Regions from separate parts of the Homo sapiens genome. Here region 2 is linked to region 1. A link is a contact called in ENCODE Hi-C data. All regions are on one chromosome and are shown on one strand. Each heading gives the region's core, a stretch centred on a gene start or an enhancer-like site at or near the end of the contact. The rest is flanking DNA. Distances are from core to core; before and after follow the strand shown. Region 1 overlaps SCTR (secretin receptor). Region 2 overlaps EPB41L5 (erythrocyte membrane protein band 4.1 like 5).

What was found. Hi-C counts contacts between places; a loop is a spot of excess contacts on that map. Pooled maps may share reads with other maps.
Region 2: a map with no recorded cell type shows a loop between it and region 1 (4-fold over the local background). The contact joins two enhancer-like sites. A Hi-C loop is called at or near these places in 2 of 37 single-sample maps with no recorded cell type and 2 of 50 pooled maps.

The regions. Positions count from the first base shown.
Region 1 is chr2:119,486,451-119,490,105 of GRCh38, reverse strand. All of the region lies in intron 2 of SCTR (secretin receptor), which reads left to right. It overlaps SCTR-AS1 (SCTR antisense RNA 1), which reads right to left. Exons shown (of 2, transcript NR_147847.1): 2 at 2,760-3,655. Among named protein-coding and RNA genes, the nearest start is that of SCTR-AS1, 12 kb to the right of the region's middle. RefSeq lists enhancers at 544-1,463, 1-3,049. Within about 2 kb of position 2,250, at least 10 of the 41 ENCODE cell types and tissues checked have a DNase peak (open chromatin) inside an H3K27ac peak, as active enhancers do.
Region 2 is chr2:120,176,503-120,180,115 of GRCh38, reverse strand. EPB41L5 (erythrocyte membrane protein band 4.1 like 5) reads right to left here. Exons shown (of 25, transcript NM_020909.4): 25 at 997-3,613. Among named protein-coding and RNA genes, the nearest start is that of TMEM185B, 45 kb to the left of the region's middle. RefSeq lists an enhancer at 2,883-2,982. Within about 2 kb of position 2,100, at least 2 of the 41 ENCODE cell types and tissues checked have a DNase peak (open chromatin) inside an H3K27ac peak, as active enhancers do.

The sequences.
Region 1 (3,655 bases), core at 1,001-3,500:
ACCCCCGGAAACTGCGTCTGGGACAGCAGGAAGCAAGGCACCAACAAGGCCAGCCAGAGGTGCAGCCAAATTGTGGGTGTCCCCCACCTCCTGTCCCCAAGGACAATGCCTGAAATTCCAATGACAGCAGCCCTGTGAGATAGGGCCTAGAATGCGGAGTCTCTGGTGGGGCTGATGGTGAACTTTCGTTTACACGGAGAAGTAAGGGATGATTATTTTAACATAACATGTGTTTAAAATGTCCCACTGTTCTCCAGTGGTTCCAGGATGAGGCCCAGCTCCTGACTTGGCCCCTGTCCACATCTCCACCCCAAACACTGCCAATCAGCTCAACTGTCAACCAAATTGCTTGCAATTTCCTGCCTGTCCATTTCTTTCCTGCCTCCAACCTTTGCACATGCAGACTGCTCTGCTACAACACCATTCTCCATCTTCTTCCCTCTGAAGCTACCCACCTTTTCAGACTCCTCTAGGAATGATGTCTGAATGCCCATAGCTCCCCTGGTCAAGCGAGTTACCCCGACTCCTGCAGGATACTGTTTCTCTCTCGTCTCGCACCTCTGCACTGCACTGTAAAGGTGTGTTTCCTGGACTGTCCCTGCCCCAGCCTGAGGCAGCTACAGTGTCGCCTTCTTTCTTCCTCAGTGCTTGACACAGGGCTTGCCAGACCGAGTATTCAGTGTGTGTTTGTTGACTGACTTACTGAGTGAATGAGGGCAGATACATGACTGAGAGCAGGGAGAAAGGATAAAACAAAAGACAGCTGGCCCCAAGGAGAGAGTGGGAGATGAGGTGGAGCCTTGGAGGCAGGTGAGGCCCCCGCAGAGGACACAAATGCCACCAGCTGCCCAACTTGTCACAAATTAGCTGAGGCGAGCAACGTGGTCCTGGTCACCGGTGGAGGGATGCTTTCCAGGGTCTAACCTTGGGGGAGAGAGGTGAGTCCCTGTCTTCCCTGGCCTTCCCCTATGGAGTGGTGAGCCGGCTCTGCCTGCCCCACTCAGGCTCTGACTAGTGACCACGCCAGATGGGGTTCCTGCTCCCCTCTGGGCACCCAGCATTCCTGTTGGGCTCTCACGGTTCGAGGAAAAGACTCTCCCCGTGGCGGCAGAGGGTCTGCTGTGAGGCCACTCACTGCTGGATCTGACGAAATGAGCAGGGCTGAATGCCAGGCAGAAAGCAAATAGAGTCAGCCGGAGTCGGTGCCACTCTTCCTTTATGGGGCTCTTGGGCTAGAGGATTCTCCCCACTCCTCAATGTGCCCATTTTAAAGTGGGGAAAATAATCTGATCAACTTCATGACGCTGTTGTGGAGAATAAGTGAATGACTACCTGAAGAAGGCAGAAGCTCCTCTCATGGCCTCTCTGTCCCAGCCCTTCGGTGCAGCCAAGCTGACCTCTGCCATGAATGGCTGGTGTTCACTTAGGCCCTCAGCCCTGCCTGTGGGTGGCGCCTCTTCTGCGAACCTGTTGCCCAGTCACCTTACCAATGCCAAGTGCACATTCACATTACTCCGGGAAGTTGCACCCACGTCCATGTCTCAATTCCAGGTTGACCGATCTGAGCAGAATCGGTCATCTTTCTTCCCTAAGGCTCCCCATGCAGTGAACCAGCGCTTTCCGCCAGGTCCTGACCGTGCATCCAGGGCTGAGAAAGCTCACTGGGGATTCCTGCCTGACTTCTGCCTCACACTCACTGGGGGGACCTGGGCAAGCCCTGACCATACCCCTCTCTTCCGGACCTTACTCTGCTTAAGAAAAGGGCTCCCCTGGCTTTGCAAGAGCTGTGGTGTCTGGCCAGGCCCTGGCGGCTGAACCAAGGAGGGCCAGCGTGCAGGTGGGTGAAAGGGTGGCTCAGCTGGCCCCCCACCCATCACAAACAGCTGTCACTGGGATCTGTTTTGCATAGTGACCTTCTGCAGTGTGCATTTAGGAAAGGGGATCTGTTACTTTGAAAACATGGTTTTAAAGCTCCAAAGAGGCCCAAGGACTCTGCCTGCTGGAAAAGTCTTCAGATCTGCCCCACTGAGGGGGTCAGAAGCCAGGGCCAAGGGCTCCATCTGGGAGTGTGGAGCGGGTGTGATGTCTGAGGAAAAATCCCCTAAAAGACTAAGAGGAGAAATGGCCAAGGCCTAGATCTGGTGTCCAGGGGGCCTCTCCCAGCACCGAGACTCTATCCTGACACCTGTGTGGGGGGAGGGGCTGCTGGGGCTCTCCGTTGAGGGTGCAGGGTTAATGGTTAAGCTCCCTGGGGTAGAGGTTAATGTTTGAACGCCAGACCAGTCACAGGAAACACCACTCAAGGAGCTGTCACCGAGCCCGCCACACTTATCACAAATAAAAAATTAACTCTTCAGCCATTCCGGGTTAGGTGGCCAAGGTCTTACTGGCATTTTCTGGGAACGTTTCAGGGTCACCCTAATAGCTGCACGGCCTGCCCCACAGGGCTATTTATTACTTTGTTTACAGAGGCCAATACCCCCTCAGAGCTGGCAGGTGGAAGGGCCATGGCTCTCCCCAGGGGAAGAATGTTCCAGAAGGACAGTGTGGTGACAGGAAAGGTGTGGGCTTGACAGTCAGACAGACCTGGGCATGTGTCCTGCTGTGTCACACAGGTGCTCTGTGACCTTGAGCAAGACACTGGTCCTCTCTGAGCCTTAGTGACCTTGCCTTCAAGTGGGGTCATGACATCCCATTTTCCTTCTTGTCTCTACCTGCTGGTTGCCCACTCCACAGAGCATGGGTCCAGGAAAACAGGCTTTTTATTTTGTACCTTTTTTATTGAGGTGAAATTCACATAGCGTTAAATTAACTGTTTTGAAGTGAATAATTCAATGGCAATTAGCACTTTCATAGTGCTCTATGCAGCCACCAGCTCTGTCTCATTCCAAAATATCTTCATTACCCCAAAATAAAATCCCTGTACCCATTAAGTCATCACTCCCCTCCTTCCCTGTCTGCAGCCGCTGGCTATTACTAATCTACTTTCTGTCTCTGTGGATTTGCCAGTGCTGGACATTTCATATCAACGGAAGCATTTGCTATGTGACCTTTTGTGTCTGTCTGCTTTTGCCGAGAATAATGTTCTTGAGGTTCATCCACGGTGTAGTATGAATCAGTTCTTCACGCATGCTGGCTGTTAGTGCAGTTTTCTCTAACATTCCTAGCTCCTTTCTGGAGTTGCCTGGCCCCCGATGCCCTCTGGCAGCCACACCGTGGACCATCCTCCACGGCTGCCCACAGCTCACCTCTGCCCATTCTTCCCTTGGCACCACTGATCTTGGCTCATTTTTCCAAAATATGGCAGCTTATGTTTGTATAACATTCTAGGCAATTTAAATTTTTAGTTCTTAAAACAACTGTGCAATAAGCACTATTATTACTCCCATTTCATAGATGAGAAAACAGGCTCCAAGGGGCCCAGGATCGCACAGAGCCGAAACAGGACTCAGCTTTGCCGTCCAGTCTAATCAAACACAGCACAACTGAGCTGTGAATGACTGATAACCTTACCCTCCCGAGAGAAAGGTTTTCCATTAGAGAAAACAAACAAAGACAGAGATTGCTGCTGGCAATTAATCCTTAATTCGCTTGAAAGGTGGTATGAAATGAAGAGCTTTAGGTCAGGTGAGGAAGAGTTCTCGGGTGGATGAGG
Region 2 (3,613 bases), core at 851-3,350, 690 kb before region 1:
ACAATAACCTTAGTGACCTGAGATCTGTACCCTCTTAGCCCCTCCAGGCCTGGTGCTGGCCACAAAAGCCCATTCTGGGTGACACAATGGGTTTATTTTTTGGTTATTTTGGTAGCCCAGTATCCATTCCCCTTCCTTCTGGGGAACCACAGCCTGGCCAGGGTGCCCTCTAAAGGCAGCACCTGTGGAGACACCATCCACACTCCCTCCACCTCCACTGCTGCCCATCCTCCATCTTCCTGTCAGTCCTTATCTCTCCAGTGAGTTGTTTTCGCTACTTATTGGTGGCTTTCATTACTTATTGCCAAAAACTTCCTCTTAGAAGAGCTCCTGGTACAGGTGATTGCATCTGGGTTCCAGCCCCTCTCCATACATCTCCAAAAAGCAGAGAAAAGCTCCTTAGTTTCCAGGGCCCAACTGGGCCTCTCTCCCAGGCAGAAAACAGAGGGGAGAGGGAAAGAGAAGACTTCCAACTTTTCTCAGCTTTGCCAACACCCATATGGTGCAGTATGACTCTGCCCAGCAGAAGTCCTGAAACCAACCCAGGTGGCACTGTTCCTCGCTGGATGGTGCAGTGCAAACCCAGAGAAGGCTGGGGACTGGTGGGCGCCAAGAGAAGGAGAAGTCAACACCTGCATACTCTACCACACGCTGTGACACACACTTCATGTGCCATTTCAGACAAAAAACCTGAGGTATTAAGCAGTAGAGCCCAGATCCGATGTCCAAAGCTGTGGTGATACTGCACCATGCTGTCCTTGGAATGACCACCGTGCCTTCCAGGATATGCTGGGGATGACCAATGAGGTTTTCAACCTTTGAAAATGCCCCTACTCCCAAATTTACACCACAAAAACATGGAAATCAACCTAAAAACAGTGCGGCTGCTTCTGCTCACTTCCTCAGGTTTGTACCAACAGTGGATCTGGTCTAACTCTGTTGAGGTCAGCATGTAGGAATCACAGTTCCAAGAAACAGAAACAGTGCACAAAAACATGAATGTCTCACGAAGGTTTATTTGAATAGAGTTACATCTAGAGTTCTCATTTCAGTGTACAAACAACTCAGTGCAGTGTTTCTAATACAAGTCATATAAAACTGGAACACACTAAATGAATAGTGCACTTGATAGAAAAATAAATTACACTTTAAATGCTACTGCAAAGTTTTACACATATAAAAGGTAAACACAAAATAGTTAGTGAGACCCTCATAACCACTTATCATATCCAGATAAGGAGATAAAAGGGGCAAAGGAATCTGTGCTATAAAAAAAAATCTCTCTGAAGAGGAGAAATCCTGACAAGTAACTGAATGATCATCTCAAGCAATGTGGTGACATAGGGACTTACAGATCGTATCTCTTAGAACTGGGAAGGAATCATAGCTCTACCAATGTGTTAACACAACCCAGTTCAGCTCAGGGCAAATTTCTATAATTCAAACAAATGTCCTCATACTAACGCCTAATATGTAGGAAAAGTTTCCAACTTTCTTCTGACCACTGAAGAGGTACAGTGTTTAAATTTTTGAGAGGATAAAAAGGACAAATAATCTAGAAATGTGTCTTCTTCAGTCTGCAGAAGACCCCAGGTCTCCAAGCAACCACATGGTCAAGGGCATGAATAATTAAAAGTTGGTGGGAACTCACAAAGACCCTCAGAGCTGAGACACCCACAACAGTGGGAGCTCACAAAGACCCTCAGAGCTGAGACACCCACAACAGTGGGAGCTCACAAAGACCCTCAGAGCTGAGACACCCACAACAGCACCTCGTTCAGCTGCCACATGTGTGAATAAGGATGCAATGTCCAGAAGTGTTGGCTGCCTCCAAGTGACAGGTAACACTGCAGAACCTATCTGAGGACCTGCCAGCCTCCCGTTTCACGCAGCCACTCTGCTGCTCTACAAAGTTTCACATCAGGGGTCAGCGGCTTTGTAAAGGGGACTCCGCAGGAACACAGCTGTGCTGGGGCTGCTGCTGCTGTACTGCGCCAGCAGAGCTGAGTGGGACAGTATTTACCATCTCTGGTCCTTTACAGAACAAGACTGCTGACTCCTCTCAATGACAAGACAAAAACTCTGCTTCTCGAGACTCTTACTTAGAAAAATAGCAGATTTTTCTCTCTGTGACTGATAAATAATTCTGCTAACAAGACTTCTGAAGGAAATCTTCATTTTGGGGCTTAGCTAAGAGAAGAAGAGGTGCAAGTTTTAGCCAGAAGTGAGAAGCATAAGATAACAAGTAGTCCAGATCCAAGAACCCAAGAACAACTCAGGGCTTTCATCCTTAAATCTCCATAGGATATCTGTGATTGTACAAAGGCAAAGGCTAGAGACAAATGTTAGGAGACTATAAGAAATATTTTTAAAAGTTTTTTCTTAAAACAATGTATAAATGTTAAGGAAGTAAGCACACAAGGAACAGAATCATTCCTCTGTTCAGCAGTGTCTCCTGAAGAGTAGGAATGAAATGACCATGACCTCCTGTGTGTCAAAAGATGATGCTACTGACATGTCACAAATTAGGTCTCACTGATTAATTTACAAGTTCTCAGGCAAAGTCTAGAGCAGGTAACTGAAACCTTCACGTCTTATTTTAAACCATCCTGTCAACTCCCACTTCCCCTATCAGGGCTATGAAATGGACTGAGTTGAGGTTCCTCTCCTGTCTGCCCGCAGGGAGGCAGCACTATCTGCTCCCCGCCACCCCACCGTGCTCCGTCCGAGGCGTGCACGGCAAACCCTCAGCAGTGCCCCCGGCTGCCCCTTCTCCAACCTCAGCCCAGTCTCACCAGCCTGCTTCTCACCCACTATCATCTCCAACCTTTCTCTTTGAACCCATCAAGGATGCCGGCACACATGCCTCTCTCTTCTCAAGAGACAGACATCTCCCCTTCCCTACCTGCCACATTCGTAGACCACCTCAGCCCTGCCTCTCCCCACCACACTGTTCTCAGGGGAGCAGAACAGGAAGAGCTGTTACAGCAGCTCTGCGCATGGCAGCAGCAGCAGCTATGACAGGAAACCAATCCCCAACACGCATTTAATCTGTCGGGGCCAATTCAGCATTCAAGTATGAACTTCCGTGTTTGCCACTTCATGTCAGGGCATGAGACAAAGTTTCCTCTGAGCTTGAAATTCAAGTGAATTTTAACAAAGTCCCTACCAATATTCTAACTGTCAAGAATACAGGTATCCAACGACATAAAGGTCACAGACTATGTCCAACTACCTAATTCCTAATTTTAGGAAGTTTAAAATAAGGATGTTGTCACCTCCTGAACTGGATGGGAGATTTAGGTCTTCCAAGGCATAATGCCTCAGCTGCTCTGTGGTGAGCAGCACAACGGTAACCCTGTAGGACATCTACGGTTGCCAAGACACTGAAAATTTGATGCTCATTCCATCATGTCCTGGGTCAAGCCCCTGGTTCTAGGTGTCACCTTCAGCTTTGAGAAAATATGTCCTATAATTAAGAACTGGCAAGAGCCCCACCAGTGAAACTCAGAAGCTGTTTTTAGCATAATGGCTAAGGGGAGGCAGCCAGCAAGAAGTGTTGACTTTCCTTCTGCAAAAATGTTTTGTGCAAACGTGGGTTCCAATCACTACA